Regions from separate parts of the Mus musculus genome. Here region 1 is linked to region 2. A link is a loop called in an ENCODE intact Hi-C map of the cell type or tissue named here. Cell type or tissue: left cerebral cortex. All regions are shown on one strand. Each heading gives the region's core, and the rest is flanking DNA. Links, peaks and the distances in the headings are about the cores only. Region 1 overlaps 2210408I21Rik (RIKEN cDNA 2210408I21 gene). Region 2 overlaps Nr2f1 (nuclear receptor subfamily 2, group F, member 1).

The links. A loop is a pair of places that touch in the nucleus more often than their neighbours do. Peaks named below come from ENCODE experiments on the same cell type or tissue, not always from the same donor. Only the 100,000 strongest peaks of a DNase experiment are listed, where the experiment ranks them.
Region 1: it touches region 2 in a loop (4-fold over the local background); 2 of 42 quality-filtered maps call a loop at or near these places.

What each region holds. Positions count from the first base shown.
Region 1 is chr13:77,397,733-77,406,075 of GRCm38, reverse strand. All of the region lies in intron 19 of 2210408I21Rik (RIKEN cDNA 2210408I21 gene), which reads right to left. Among named protein-coding and RNA genes, the nearest start is that of 2210408I21Rik, 270 kb to the right of the region's middle. In left cerebral cortex, for the core only: a CTCF peak has its summit at 5,096; no DNase peak of the experiment used is centred there; H3K4me3 peaks cover 329 bases.
Region 2 is chr13:78,186,437-78,194,779 of GRCm38, reverse strand. It overlaps Nr2f1 (nuclear receptor subfamily 2, group F, member 1), which reads left to right. Exons shown (of 3, transcript NM_010151.3): 3 at 4,767-5,807. The coding sequence ends at 5,047. Among named protein-coding and RNA genes, the nearest start is that of A830082K12Rik, 7.4 kb to the left of the region's middle. In left cerebral cortex, for the core only: a CTCF peak has its summit at 4,808; no DNase peak of the experiment used is centred there; H3K4me3 peaks cover 2,916 bases; H3K27ac peaks cover 4,435 bases.

The DNA of each region.
Region 1 (8,343 bases), core at 229-8,228, 790 kb after region 2:
GTGCTGTACAGTGTACAAATAAAATGATTTGCTTAGCTCACAATTTTGGATACCAAAGAACATGGTATCTATTTTCACTCAGCTCTAGTGATGGTCTCTTTGGCCATAGGAGTGGTATTGTGGTGGACAGTAATGTGACAGGAATGTATGTAAGAGCAATCCAATGGAAGAGTGGGAAGCTAGAATTTGGAAAAGGGTCAGCATTGCTCTTTGTACTAACTTTTTATTGTGGGAACTTACTGGAAACCCACTAGAAAGATTTAATCATCTCCAAAGACAATGACCTCAGGAACTCAGCTATCATGCAGTAAACTCTGCCTTATAAAGGTTGTACCACCTACCACATTGGTATCTTAAAGATAAAAGAGTTTAACACATGTACCATTGAGGGAAACATGTACAACATCTAAACAATGGTCCATGGTAATACAAGAAACAGGATCTGTTCTGTTCATTTTCTTAAAGTAAGTTTCCTACCGTGCCTTTCAGATATCTAGCTTTCAGGGGATCCTTACTGATTATATTATAGAGATACTTCTTAAATAGGTATCTAAGAATAAAGTTACTGTTGACTGTACCAGAAATAATATAGAAATTACTTGGGAGTGTGTGAGTAGAGATTTCAAGGTATTTTTCTGTAGTAAATCATTCATTATCACTCAATGCAGACACTTCCAGGCCGTGTTCATGGGAAAGTGAAGCGAAATTCAACAAATGTTTACCAAGAGTCTCTGCTAATATCCACTTATCAGTGAGTGCATATCAAGTGACTTCTTTTATGATTGGGTTACCTCACTCAGGATGATATTCTCCAGATATATCCATTTGCCTAGGAATTTCATAAATTCATTGTTTTTAATAGCTGAGTAGTACTCCATTGTGTAAATGTACCACATTTTCTGTATCCATTCCTCTGTTGGGGGACATCTGGGTTCTTTCCAGCTTCTGGCTATTATAAATAAGCCTGCTATGAACATAGTGGAGCATGTGTCCTTATTACCAGTTGGAACATCTTCTGGGTATATGCCCAGGAGAGGTATTACTGGATCTTCCGGTAGTACTATGTCCAATTTTCTGAGGAACTGCCAGACTGATTTCCAGAGTGGTTGTACAAGCTTGCAGTCCCACCAGCAATGGAGAAGTGTTCCTCTTTCTCCACATCCTTGCCAGTATCTGCTGTCACCTAAATTTTTGATCCTAGCAATTCTGATTGGTGTGAGGTGGAATCTCAGGGTTGTTTCGATTTGCATTTCCCTGATGATTAAGGATGTTGAATATTTTTTCAAGTGCTTCTCAGCCTTTCGGTATTCTTCAGTTGAGGATTCTTTGTTTAGCTCTGTACCCCATTTTTAATGGGGTTATTTGAATTTCTGGAGTAACCTAGAATACCCAGGATGCAATTTGCAAAACACAAGAAAATCAAGAAGAAGGAAGACCAACGCGTGGATACTTCATTCCTCCCTAGAATAAGGAACAAAATACCCATGGAAGGAGTTACAGAGACAAAGTTCGGAGCTGAGACTGAAAGAATGACCATCCAGAGACTGCCCCACCTGGGGATCTGTCCCATAAACCACCACCAAACCCAGACACTATTGCATACACCAGCAAGATTTTGCTGAAAGGACCCTGATATAGCCGTCTCTTATGAGGTAGGCCAGTGCCTGGCAAATACAGAAATGGATGCTCACAGTCATCTATAGGATGGAACACAGGGCCCCCAATGTAAGAGCTAGAGAAAGTACCCAAGGACCTGAAGGGGTCTGCAGCCCTATAGGTGGAACAACAATATGAACTAATCAGTACCCCCAGAGCTTGTGTCTCTAGCTGCATATGTAGCAGAAGATGGCCTAGTCGTCCATCATTGGGAAGAGAGGCCCCTTGGTCTTTCAAACTTTTTATTCCCCAGAAATGGGAGTGGGTGGGTAGGGAAGCAGGGCGGGGGGAGGGTATAGGGGACTTTTGGGATAGTTTTTGAAATGTAAATGAAGAAAATATCTAAAAAAAAATTCAAAAACAAAGAGTCTCTGGTAAAGCAAGCTACTCTGACTTCTGACACTATAAAGACAATCTCTCTAGAACTTCTTGGAACTTAACACAACATTTTATATCTATTATACATGGAAATTTATTTCTAACCTAACATAAATTCAAAATAGAATGTAAATGCTTTTGGTGTGTAAGATGCAACCTATCTATGAATGAGCTTTGAATCTTGTATTAGTTTAAAAGATAGCCACAGGGTTAGAGTGAACAAAGACAGTAAATTCCTGAATTGAACAGAATTTATTTTGTTGTCGTTTCTGATGTAGATGTATAAGGTGTATTTATTACTGCATGATTCACATACATAAATATAATGTAAACACTCTCTAGAAATCGTTTGGAAATCATTCTAAATAAGAATTCAAAGTTCTCAGCTGAATGTAAAGAATGCTTGTGTTTAGTGTGAGATTGCTTTTTTATTTTATTTGCACACTCAAAAGAGTAAACACCATTGCCTGTACTCATCCACTCACTCACTTACTCCGTTAGCCAGCCTGAGAGCCAGCTCTGTCCAGTGTCTCTTTCCATTTCGCCTGACATCTACACTAGAGCTCTAGCTGAAAAGGTCTTTCAAGCATTGTTTCTTCTTGTAGGAAGGGACTCAATGAAAATCTCTATTCAGGTAGGTTCCTTTTCTATACCCAGAGGGAAAACATTTTGCAACAGACTATACTGAAATGAGAGTTAAGCGAACATATACCACATTGCTAAATCTCCACTTGAAGCTTGAAAGTGGCTATGTCTGTTCTCAGCCATAGCTCACCAAGTGCCCTCTGAGTTCACACAGTTCTGATCTGGTTATTATTCATATACATTCTCTGTTACCCACTGTATCGTGGCTTCCTTGATAGTATAGATACACTATTCTCTATTAGTATTCTTGGCAACTTTTATTGTATGCTTGTCAAGATGTTTAATAAATAGTTAATTTGCTGAGTCTTTAAAAATTTTTTGAAAGAGTTTTATATATCCCAGGGTAGCTTTGAACTTACTATGTAGCCAAAGATGATCTGTCTCCACGGTGTTGGGATTATAAGCACACAGCACTATACCTGCTGTGGACTGGACCCAATGCTTTCTGCATGCTAGGCCAGCACTCTCCCACCCAAGGTACATTTCTTAGCCCCAAGATGCTGAAACTTGTATTTGGATTCATGGTAGGAATTCTAGTGATGATGTTATAGATGCATAAGACATAATTCTGTGTTGAAGAGATTTTAATTTCATCTTAGAGGAAATAGCACATTCTCCAATACCTGTACAGAAAATATGAAATAATAAAGGTCACAGAATTTATACCAACGGGGTGCTCAAGAGTTCATGAGCAGGGGAAGAGTGGTTACCTCCAGCTGGTCAAAGGTTAGTGTTTTCAGTGCAGTTAAGGTTCCAGGATAAAAAGACAGCCCTTGCTATAACTGGTCACAGACACATATTGGCTGATAACAATAAAAATCTCAGTTCTGGTTAAGATCTCAAAAATGCACAGACTAAGTCTATAATGAGTGATAAACTCAGTGATGGTACTGTTTAGAAAAGAGAGACATGTATAAATGCAGGGATGGTTGAGAAAGGCTTAAGGGAAACAATGTTTAGCCTTCCACAGGTCAGAATGACATGCCTGAAAAGAGGGATTCAGGCAGAACACCAGGCTCTGATGGAAGCAGAGAATGATGTTTTACAAAGGCTGCCTTTCTCTGTACAAGCTGGCCATCCAGACCTTGTTGTGTAGCACACTGATTCTCTCCAATGAACCCTAAATAGAGATCGACCAGGAGAGTAGATGGGACCTCACACAGTGTAAATAGCACAGAAGGCTGAGTTGCTTTGTTACTGGAAAAATATCCTTAGATACGTTCAGGCTTCTGTTTAGCCAAGGAATGTGCTGGTGTGCCCTCTGCGATGAGGTCAACTCATACAAATTTTTAAGGTCATCTTCCCACATTCTATCTTAAATCTGACCATTGTGAGAAATCACAGTTATATTTTGCTAAGCTTTGATGAAATAGCATATATATATGTATATATACACATATATATATTAATGATATATTTAAAGGTGTGAGAAAGAAATAGGCTGTTTATAATAAGTTAATGTACATTACAAAAATTCATGTTTTTCTTATTCAGAATTTTAGAAGAAAAACACCTAAAACGAGGTTTTATTTCCTGTTCTTTCTGATTTTCTTTTTCTGTTGCTGATGAAAAGCACCTGAAACTTTGGCCGCTGGCCATTTGTTATTGTTATTTTCTCTTTCTTCTTTACAGTGCCAGATGACAAATGTCCTGTGTTCTCATTATTCTTGCCAAAATGCAATCACAATTTATCTTTGACCTTCGTTTAAATTGCTTCAGGATGCACACAAGTGTACCACTCCTCAGTTTCATGTTTCCCTGTGGACTTAACATGTGTAAGCCAGAATTTCACCAATAAGTATATATTGATACGTATACAAAGTGATATACACTTATAACAAAGAGATACACACACTTTGTTAATAACAAGATTTTAAAAAGAAACCATAATCTTAATAATATTATATCATTATATTTTGCTTGTAATGGGCATTGCACAACTAATGTATGAAAAAAAAACAGTAGCCACATGGTGAGACATTCAGCATATTATGAAAAAGTATATGATAAAAATTACCGTGGAAGTAATCTATCATAAGTCCTAAGTCCTAACTAGAGCTGTATCAAGGGATGAGCTAGAACAGGTTAGATGACAAACACTGAATGAGCAACATGGTCCATGTTCCTAGAATTTTGCTGTGACAATCTGAAATAAGTTTTAAAATCCATATGTCATATAAAATGTAAGCTTATAGGTTCACTTTGAAAATGTTCTTGTCATTTGCTTATTTAATCAGAGAACCATAAGATTCTCATAATGAGCTTATTAGTTGTACTTAGAATGCTAGATATCCATTGGAGACACATAATATCCATATATTTATTCATATAAAACATCTTGAAAATTGTAGCGCACATTGAACATATGCAAGACCCACTTTTGTTTTGTGAAATTGCAAATACTTGTAAGTAGCAAGGGTGACCTCCAGTGTGCAAGATGGTTATGCCATTGAAGTGTTCCAGTCACAGAGGCTGCTCTGACCTATTCTGGGTCTGTGAGAGTTGCTAACAATAAGAAGAAAGGAAATTTCCCTTGTCAGAATGAGTTTGTAAGCTCAAAGCAATTACTTCGTCTTGACTTTGCTTTACTTTGTTTGTTAGTTTTACTTAATTTTGAAGCTTATTGTATTGCTTACAACCAAAATCTCAAAAGACCAGGGGAACTAAATTGGTGACTAATGAAAGCTAGAAAACTGCTACCCTTTTGCATGATCTGGTTGGGATTTGAAGTTTTTGAAAGCTCTGAAGAATAAGCTGAATTTATACAATCTGAAATAAAAATTCCAAAGTAATGTTCTTTAAATGTCTCACAGTAACATGAAACAGTAAAACTACTTGATGGAATTCCTGTGCACAGTTACTGACCCATAAAATAGCAAAACTAATAACCACAAAAAACGGAATGTAAGTTTTTCAGAAGGTCATCAAGATCAAAACCTTTTACTGTACATAATATTTATTTTTCTAAAAAGCTAATGGCTTTGCATGTTAAATAATACCATTTCTATCTGTTTCTAATCTCCACACAATAAAACTATCCCACAAAAAGATAAAGAGTGGTGTTTTCTTCACAAAGCCAATCTATCATCATTTATTTATTTATTTATTTATTTATTTATTTATTTATTTATTTAATTTCAGGTGATAGAAATTATATTTAACCACCACAGAATTTTTCTTTGCAGATTAAAAAAAAAAGACTACTTGAAACTTTGAGGGCAATGAGGTTTCATTCAAAAGATTTCATTAGTACAAACCCTGAGTTCTGCTTTAACTAAACAGAGCACACAGAACGTCTAATTAGACGGGTGCCCACCAGCACCACTGCCCTGGTCCGTGTCACGCTCTCCATCAGGAGCACCTACTTTCAAATGTCCATGGTATGAGGGTCAGAAAATTTGCTCCAGGCTGACACTTAGCATGAAAGGTATAAGGCTTAGGATGAATTGCCTTTTATGAATATTCATAAAGATCAATATGGACTTAAGTTCTTAGACAGGGAAAACTATGAATAACTCCATGTGATCTAGCCTGTTTACATGGTTTATAATGTAATTTGGTGCATGTATGCATAAAATGCTTATTGATAATAGCATAAATCATTGCATCATTTAAAATTCACATATGTGATATGTTCAAAGTGTAATAAATTATAAATTATGAAATTCCCAAGAATGTTATAATCATTCTTTTGGACTTGTTATGATTTATCATGACAAGAGTCTGTGTACTACCTGCTAAGAAATGCCTGAACATACCCTGACATGATGGGTCCTAATGGCTCCAAAGGAACCATTATTGTCTATTGTGTTAATACTTTGCGTGCTAAAAAGGATCCACAGAAGACATCTAAGCCAGGCCTTTGTGCATCAGTTCATAATGAGGCCTTGATCTGTTTTGTCAATGATATAGTAGCATTAAGTTCATGTTCTTGACTTCATATGATTATAGTTATGAAATTTTTATCAATGATTTGCTCAGTGTACTCTCTGAGTACTCCCAGAAGAAAACATCCTTTGAGTATCATTAAAATTTTTTCATTTAAAATTTTTATTTTTGAATGTCATATTAAATGTGTTAAATTAATACCTGAAAATATTTGAAGAAAAATTAAATGTACCTTATCAAATTATTCTTTAAAATACTATTTTCTTTTTAAAATCAAATCAGAGTCTTCAGTATCTCCCAAAGATAACTTTGTAAACAAAGTAGATAATTTTTGCTTTCTTTTATAAAGGGTACAAATCAAAATTTTAAGGAGGGTTTCGCCTTAATTTATACATACCAATCAATACATACAGATACTAGCAGAGACTCCACATTTTAAAAAATGCACAAATACTTATTACATTTTATATATTTCTAGCTAAATAAAATTTAAAGACAAAATCAGATTTTGTATTCGTCTCAAAGTAAACATAATACTTGATTACTGTACACTTGGACAAAATTGTGTGTTAGGATGCATTAGGATCCTTTGTTACTTGAGACATCACTCTTGAAGTGTTGATTATCTTTAAATACTATGACTTATGAGGTGGTACATAGTAATAGAAAGGGTATGTATAAAATATCATGTAAATAAGAACTATCAAGAGAACAAATTAAATTACAGCCTGAGCTAACAGTGATAGCTCCATTTTAAGTTAGAGAGGAGAAGAAGCTACTAGGAAGAAACTGACTTCTCTTCCCAGCCCTTTGAGAAAAACCTGTACTGGCAAAATGCCAGCTAGATTCACGGAGCATGTTGAAGATCGAGAATATTTTTTTAAAAGTATCAGATGCCATACTTTTACGGAAGGAATGCTAGTGAGATGTCTTGTCATGTAATTTTATACAAATGCATTAAGTATCATAAAAAGTGGATACAGTGATCTTTTGTGTTATTGATTTTTAATCAATACTTTCTCAGACATGACAGGCTGCCCAGATTTTTAAGTCCGAGAGTATTTTCTGTTTTTAACCTTGGCTCTGTTCTTATGAAACAATGTTTTGGCAAAGTCGGCAATTCCTTAAATGAAGATTATTTTCCCCCTGCCCCTTCTAGGTATCAGGAGACCATTTTTAATTCACTCACCAGGGAAACTCTCAGCGGGACTGGTGTATCGGTAACATAGGAGCCAATATTCTAGCTATCAGTTTTCATCCAGCCTAGCTGGACCTTTACATTACGGCTGCCCCACATTTATTGTTCTTTCACTGCATCTGTCAGCATTTCCTGACAGCACATTACAGAGCACATGGCTACAAAGTCAGTATCAATCAGTCCAAGATCATGCAGATATAAGTAGCCGACTATTGATAATGGGTCTTAAATCAGATCATCACGGCTTAAGCATAAGATTCTTAAAAGACAAGGATCCTAGGGGAACTTCTAGTTGCCTGCACCTGTTAGAAACCCCAGAAAATGGCTTTCCTACTACGTAGCACCTACAATTGCAAAAGAAGAAAAACGTGAATGTGATGAGCACAGACAGACACCCAGTGTAACACACTGCACTCTGTAAAATGAAGCATGGGAGCAAAGGTAGCAAGCAACACAGCTTAGCCGTATCCAAAAAACATAACATCCAAAATCTCCCTTCTCACTAATGAAGCAGCCTCCCGGGGACTGTGTACACCTCACGTGGATAACAGTGGTTGTGTTGTGTTTTGGCGATGTCT
Region 2 (8,343 bases), core at 286-8,285:
TGTGTGTGTGCGCGCGCGCGTGTGAGTGTGTGTGTGTGTGTGTGTGTGTGTGTGTGTGTACAAGAGCTCGGTGTTTCTGTGGGAGGAACGATACAGAAGGAAGAAGAGAACGTGGGAAGGTGGCTTCCTAGTCTGTGTGGCACACTCCTTGGATGAGTTTCCCGACAGAGAGACACAGACAGAGGCGGAAAGGGAAGAATACGCACAAATAAATCATAAATAATCTCGCTTTATTGCTGCTTGATTTTCCCTTATCGGAAACCATTCATGTTTGCAGTTGCTGAGGTTATTGAGGGTCATAAAAAACGGATTCGATCTAAACAAGAAAGATAAAAAACAAAAGCAATACTGTAAAACCCGCAAGCATGAGAGCACTCCGGGCCGGGAGATAAATTTCATAGCTATGCAAACACACAAACACTAGAAATTTAAAAGGATGCCTTAAAATATCAAATTAAGTGTAGGCGGTGGTAGCATGCATGTTAACAATCTCTCTTATGATAGATGGTTCAAATTAACTTCCAGGAAAGTGCATTAACGTTGCCTTTGAAGGGCTCTGGTCTAAGCCTGTGAGAACACTATCCGCTTTTTATTATTGGAACCTACAAGAGGGAACTATATACACACTAGGGACAGCAGGTAACAAGGAAATACAAACAAAGCCAGAAAGAACTCTGCTTGGGCAGAGCTGCTTAGATGGATCTTGGGCTTTGCTCACTATAAGCAAGGTTAGTTGCAATTTTACCACCGTTATTGACACTATTGTTTTTAATTCCTAGATTAGGAGAACAAATAAACCATTCTAATAAATCTATCCTAGTCAGGCCCTCCAAAAGCCAAATTAAAACCATTCATGAGTGGAGATGGCAAAACTCTTTTTCCCAAGGCCTTGTTAAAACAGGAAGCAGTGGGATAATCTATCAAGATTTTTCGACTTCCATGCATGGAGAGTCATATTTACATTGTATTAAAATGACACTAAAATTTGCACAATATTGTAATGTAGCAAATGTAGTATTAATATCGATCTGAGCAGCAGATAATTTATTTAGATAAGAGCAGCTCATTTGTATGCAAGGTGGCTAGAGCCTTGGACTTGCCCCCTCCCCTTTTACTTTCAGTGCAAATGCAGGTCTGCTTGTGAGAGAGAGAGTCATTCTTTGCAAGGGTTTTAAGTGCAAAACTTAAAACAAATGGAAGATTTATTGAATAGCTTCCTCCGACTTTGAATGCATTTTATCTTAACAAGTCTTCTTGATGGAAATGTGTTTTTCAAAAGTGACAAAGAGCCTGGGAAGCAGTGAGCAGGGTCCTTTGACTCTGGCAGGCCCAGGCCTGGCTGGTGCACTCCTACCCATCGTTTAGCCAAATCCACCAGGAAGGGAGCCAGTGTGGAGAAGCTAGGGTTGTAAAATCCCACCCAGTGAAGTATCTTAAAGCAGAAGTGTGTGCCGGGGAATTGTACAGAGGTTTTCTCAGCAAAGGTCTCCCTTCTCTTTTCCTTATGCGCCTAAAGTTCTCCAAATACCCTTTACTTTGCTGGTCTTGTGCCATTTCCCAGAGAAAGAGAGTGGGGGAAGGCAGGCCTAGGATTGTGTGGGCTGCAGGGAACATTGTGGAATTATGCACCTTCACTTTTAAACTTTCCATCCTAAAACATTCCTGTGAAAAGTCCCTTCACTTAAAAAAAAAAAAAGTTTTCCAAAGGAGTTTTTTTGAACCAAGTCTCCAAGGTGCAAGGGATGCTGAGACATGAATAGTAACATTATTTTGTTGGAAAATCGCAGACAGAATATCTGAAAATGGAAATAAACCTATCAGTAGTAATTCACCCCCCTTCACCCACCCCCTTCCATACAGCACATTTCCACTTTTGACTAAACTTGTTTTGATTGCTAGCCAGAAGGGACTTCATTGGAAGAAGAGAATTCACGGGAAGCCTTCCCTACGCCATCCAACTTTTAAGAAAACTTTGAATGATGGAAAAGACAGTTTTAGACATATTGTCCAATATGGCTTGCTCTGGCTAAGTATTTGAAGCTGGCATGAGCATCCCCCGTGGTGGTTTTCACATTTGGCCTCCGGATGGTGTGTTTAATCCTTAATATTCTGGACATCATCCAAAGACTAGGTCATGACCTGAACTTACTTTGAAAAAAAATTCTTTAATTCATACACCTAAATATCCCTTCAAATAAATGAGACTGGCTCTGAAAAGAACCATCTAGTTAACATAAATACAATAAATCCATTTTCTGCACAAGAATAACTTTGATTTCTAGTTATGGCAGCTGATTACATCTATATTTCCTGAACACTAAACTCTTCTGAATGCACAACATGAAATATATTCTCTGCTCTACAAAGGCTAAACCGGGAGGGCCTGAGCAGTAATGGTTATTTATTTACATAATTTCTTCTCCTTATACTGTAGAAGAAATATTAAAGGTTCTCACATTGACAATACCATATAAAAAGTGAGACATGGGTTTTCTATGTTCTGTCTCCTTTTCTTATCTGGAGTATAATCCATGGGGGCAAATATGTACTAAATTACACCCTTTGCTCACCTCTCTTTACCATCACAACCCACCAATTGATTCAAACACTCATTCTGTCTGTCTACAGATGGGAGAATCCTGCTACTGGGGGGGAATGATTAAGTAGTGTGTGGAGGTGGGCCTGAACTAGGACTCACAATGATAAAGGCCATGGGCATAGGTGACTGGGATGATAAAGACCACCAGGGATAGGTGACTGGTACTTGAAGGGGCAGCCTCAGTCTCAGGCATTCCATTTCAAAGGTAGAAGGGCCTGAAAGCAGCCAGTGTAGGGCCAAAGTGTACCTGTCTAGACTTCTCTTTGGAGTTGTTTAAAGAATGAGGAAGTGACTTACTCCAGGGGTCCTGATGTTTTACTGATTTAAGAAGATGTCATATAGATATTTAAGGGAACATCTCATGTTGTCTTTCTCATATTGTGTTGTGTGTGGCTAAGACTATCCCCTTGGTGTGAGGGACAGAAAATGTATGCAGTGCAAGATATATGTAAATACATCACACACAAGTCTGTGTGATGGCCATTCAGCAAGTTTAGGCTAGAAAATGGGTCCAAGGGCTGACCTAAGAGTCCCCTATCTATGTACTAATGCCTCAAAGATGTGCTCCTGTCCTGGTCTTGCTGGCCATAATAATCCCTGGCATCCCAACTCAGACCAGTGTGGATGCACTGCACCAGCTGGATGCAGTAATTAGACATCTGAGAGGAACCCAGTCTGGACCTGGGGTCAAAGGAGACTTGCCTCTGAAGTTCTTGAATTATATCACCAGTTTTATTTAAATATTTGCTTAAGGCCATACCCTTGTAGATGAAGGTGGCAGAGTGCTTTGTGAAGCCTAGTTCTTGGACTGATACACAAAATGGAAACAGCAGACATAGATTTCGCTTTGAATAATTTGTTGTTTTCTTAGGGTCACACTTCCCCATTATACAATGTTCTGTTACAGGTGTTGTCATACATAAATTCCTTCCCAGATGTATATATTAGCAAGCGCTGTCTTTGATCTCTAGCCAACCTCCTGACTGGCTAAGGGTTCCTCTGTGATCTTCCTGTTTTTAAAATACATCTTACTTGTATTAAGAAGTAACATAGGAAATGAGGGAGAAGGGCCACTGTTTCTCTGATTCCACGCTCCTCTCCCTTTGCTTGGCCCTGGTTAGTGGATATAGGATAATCTGCTGTCTTGAAGTATTTTTAGATGACCCAAAAGAACTTTGGTTGGTTTGAAATAACCACAAAGGTTTTCAGTTGCCATTATTGTATAAAGTGCCTTGTGTGCTTCTCCCTTGGCCCCTGCTGTAGGAATCCTGTCTCCCCACCACCACATGCCTCCCAATTCCCTACACCCCAGTTCTGAGACAGAAGCCTCAGCTGCCTAGCTTTGTGTCTGATTGCTGAAGATGTTCCCTTCTGCAGCCTGGAGTAACTGAGCCATATTCCTCCTGGTTATTATACAGCTTACAGAGATGTGACCAATTTTCAATTACATGATCTAAGAAAGATAGAAGTGTCCACTCTCACCGAGGAGGATTTGTTGCAGGGCTCTGTCCTGCATATATAGTTGATCTCCAATTCTATATTGGTATAGCACAGGCTTGATCTGGTTCTCGGTTCTGCCAGCTTGTGATCCCCGATCCCCTGCCACGTGTATTCACTACACAATCTAGGTTCTCCTTGAGCTTGCTGGTTGGGGTCAGCTGGGTTGGGGGTTGGCGGGGGTGGGGGGAGACTCGAAGAAGCCTTTAAAAACTGTTTCCAAGGCTGTATATTTCTTCAGGGGTTCCAAGCACCCCAAAATCAAGCAGGAAAGGGGCAAATGCTTTCCTTTTAATGAGCACAACCAGAAATGTGCTCCCCTGAAGGAGAGAACAGGTCGCAGTACACAGCAAACATGGATTCACCATCATGCATTATTTAATCCAAAGGTGAAAGAGGGGAAACAAAGCTATGGCCAGGTTGCACCTCTGTGCATGTGCACCTCTCTCCTGGTCTCCCAAGCATGGTGAGGCTTGGATTTATTGTTATTTGTGTAGGGGGTGGGAAAGAGGATGGCAAAGAGGCATGGAGGGAAGGAGTTATTTTCCTTTTCTTCTATTTCTTTTTCCTTTTCCCCTCAAAATATTAATGGTGTGTATGCCTTTCCATCTCACTCACCTAACAATCTGTCCCCTTTCCCTGTCTCTCCCTCCTGTGGCTGCTCTGGCAGATGCTTGTGGCCTGTCGGATGCTGCCCACATCGAAAGCCTGCAGGAGAAATCACAGTGTGCCCTGGAGGAGTATGTGAGAAGCCAGTACCCCAACCAGCCCAGCCGCTTTGGCAAACTGCTGCTGCGATTGCCCTCTCTTCGCACAGTGTCCTCCTCTGTCATCGAGCAACTCTTCTTCGTACGTTTGGTAGGTAAAACTCCCATCGAAACTCTCATCCGAGATATGTTGCTGTCAGGGAGCAGTTTCAACTGGCCTTACATGTCCATCCAGTGTTCCTAGACTTTGGGTGTTTCCCACCCAATCCTGCTCCCTGACTCCCTAGAGACTAAGAGGACTCTCCCTGACCAAGGACTAAAAAGCCTTTGGGGATGCTGGTATGATGGACCAGGCAGGCCAGGCAGACGGGAGGAGGGCTGGGAACAAGAGCAGCCCACTCTGCAGGAATGCAACCTGAGCTGCAAACCAGGAGAAAAGGAGACTCATTTAGGATCTGATCTGTAAGTACATTGGAAAGGAAAGAAAAAGGACCTCGTGTCTGGTGAGAAAATGAAAAAAAAAAAAAAAAAAAGAACGATTTGGAAGAGAGGACCATGAGAAATTTAATAAAATAGATGGACCTTCCAGGATTTATTGTGGATGGATGTGGATATATTCTGTACAGAAAACTACTCATATGGAAGTGGACTGAATCCTATGTAGAAACATACACTGAACATTGTTATTCATTTTGTAAAATACTAGTGTTTATTTTCATTTTTTGTAAAATTTAAACATCGTATGCGCATAAACAAAAATGAACAAGAATTAGGGGGAAATAACATTTTCCAAATAATTATAAAAAATTTGTCCTGTGTCTATGTATCTATATCTGTTTTGTATTTTTTCTGGTTCCAAACCAGATTTCCTGTGATTCTATACTAATAATTTTTGATATAACCCTTTGCTTCTTATAATGAGTGCGATATATGTTGTCGAGGCTGTTCTTCAAGAATTAAAATTGAAGTGAAAATTTAAACAAAAATAAAAGAATTTAGCAAAACCCATGTGTCTGGTTGCTTGAACTACACCCTCAGAGCAAGAGGAGCTCCTGGATAATTTGTGGATAACTGAGTATTGTTAGGATCTGAATTGTTGAGAGGTAGAGGAGACTTTTAAGGTCCAGTACTAAGTCGGCTGTACCTTTTTCTTAGGCCACTACATCACTTTTGCAAAGCTGAAGGCAAGGCCAGGCTGTGTATGTGATGGGATAGGAGGGGAAGGCTGGGCCTTGGTGGCCAGACAGGAGTTTTGTTTTGTTTTTTTTTGTTTGTTTGTTTGTTTGTTTTTTAATTCTTTCTGAGGACAGCCCTGAGTCAGGGGCCAGGGGAAGCCAAATTGCTTTTGAGGCACAATTTCCAGGCACATGGGCGTCACAGCTTCAGTGACCCAGTGTCAGGTCACCTAGACTCTAACTGCAGTGGGAAAGTTTCTGAGCTGGAAGGGGTTTGCAAAGGTTTCATGGCAGGCTTTTGTGGGTGGGGTGGAGTTTTGAGGGCTCCTCAAAGCGTTTGAGTCTGGGTGGACTGGACGGCCACTGACTGTCTGCTCCAAGTCTTGCTTCTCCCTGCCTCTGGGCAAACCGAGACAAAGCACCGTGGATTCTGACTTTGTTTCTCTTATGCATTCTTGGAGATCTACCCACCTGTGGTTGGTTTGCCTTTCTCTCAGGCTCTTGTCAAGGGGGTTCCCAGTAGGACCTCTCCTGTGTGTGTGGGGGGGGGGTGTCAAAAGAAGCACCCCCCAACACACACTTTATGGTACTTACAAGCTGAACTCAGAAAGTAGGACTAGGTGTCAGGAAGCTAAGTTAGACTGGGTTCTTCCCTAAAGTGCCTTATGGCCCTAGGGGCCCTTGGAAGACAGATATCTCTCTTTGAGGAATCTAGCTGGGCATGCATTGAGGTGAGGGGCGAGCGACAGATTTCAGAGTCTGAATGTTTTATGGAATCTGAGCCGGAGCTGTGAAAACACACACTGCCAAGGGAGCTCTTCCTTAACATATTGATAAAGCCGTATCTTTAAAATTAAAACCCCTCTTACACACGGATCCCCCAACCCCTAGTCCCAGACAGGTTTAGATGAGGGAAGAGTTCACTTTTAGAAGCCACCCATAACCTTGCCCTTTCACTTCACTGTCTGAAAGTTTTCAGGTTCCCCAAATTCTTAAGCAAGCCCCACCTGGTTGACATTTTGAGTAATCTGAGTATCTATGGGGCAGGATGCCACTGTAGGACCATGGTCTTAAAACTAGGCCACTAGGGGACTAGCTATATTTCATGCATAGGAAGACTGACCCTTAATTCACTTTCCTACAGTCTAGATACCTGAAGCAGAGAGGAGAGAGAGGTATTCCTGTTAAACACAGGGGCCTCCTAGGAAGTATTGGGAATTCTCTTGTACTGACCGGCAGCAGCAGAGTGAGGGTTCAAGGGTGGGTTGCAGCTAGAATGCTGAGAGGGAGGGAAGCCGAGCTGCCAGGAGAGTTCACCGACCTTTCCTGCCTTCTGGAAATGAGATGAAAATATATTCATTACAACGTGATCCCTCTGATGAAAACATATAAACATTTCTCATAGTTCTGAACTATACATTTCAATTAATTTCAATATGGAGACCCAGTCCAAGCCCCCCAGTGTAGAAAAGGGTGGACAGCATGGATCCAAGATGTCCAAGGCACTTACTTCCTCAGGTTTCTAGGGGTGTAAGGGGGTCATTTGACTTTTGCTGCCTGGGGTCTGGAGAGTGCTTTTGATCAGAGAATCCCTGCGACTTTTGAAATCCTGGCCCAACCTCCCAGCCAGTCCTAATGTGAAAAGAGAAGCAGGCCTCTCCAGGGGCCCTTCCAGCTGCCAGGAAACCCAGAGCTGAGTGGGAAAGAGGAGCCAGGGTTACTTGCTTGCCCAGTGGCCTTTTTGGGGATCCTGGGCAGTATTCCCCAACCTCCGACCTACCTGCAATATGCACTGAGAACAACTTGTGTTTCTGGATTTAAGTCTCCTTCCTAAGATAGGAGACTCCGGGTTATGGTCAGTGAGCGCTCACACTAAGGCTGCTTGAGCCCACTGACTTTCCATTTCAGAGCACAGGGCACAGAAACCACACACACTCACACACAAATCCGATCACCCCAAGGAAATGTTGAGGAACCAAGACTGCAGCCCCTAAGTTGTAGGTGAAGCCTACTAACAACCCGGAAGCACACACACACACACACACACACACACCAGGGAAACGTCCTAGGCTTTCTAGCTGCCCTTGGTGGGTGCATAAAGGATCGGGCCAGCAACTTCAGGGCTTTCAGTGCTGAGAACAGGCTGTAGTAATAGCCTAACTTGTGATCATCTAGTGCTTTCTCCGGCTCAGGTAATTTCTGTGGTCTCAGGCCTTAACAGGAGGCTTAGGTGGTACAGGTGGGAACCTTTTCTGTCTGGATAGCCAGATGGAGTGCGCACAACGTTGAGCTGCTTTCATGCTAGGCGCCAGGGGGAGCCATCGAAGCAGGGTGTGAGTCTGGAGGTCGTTCTGGGTAAGTACCG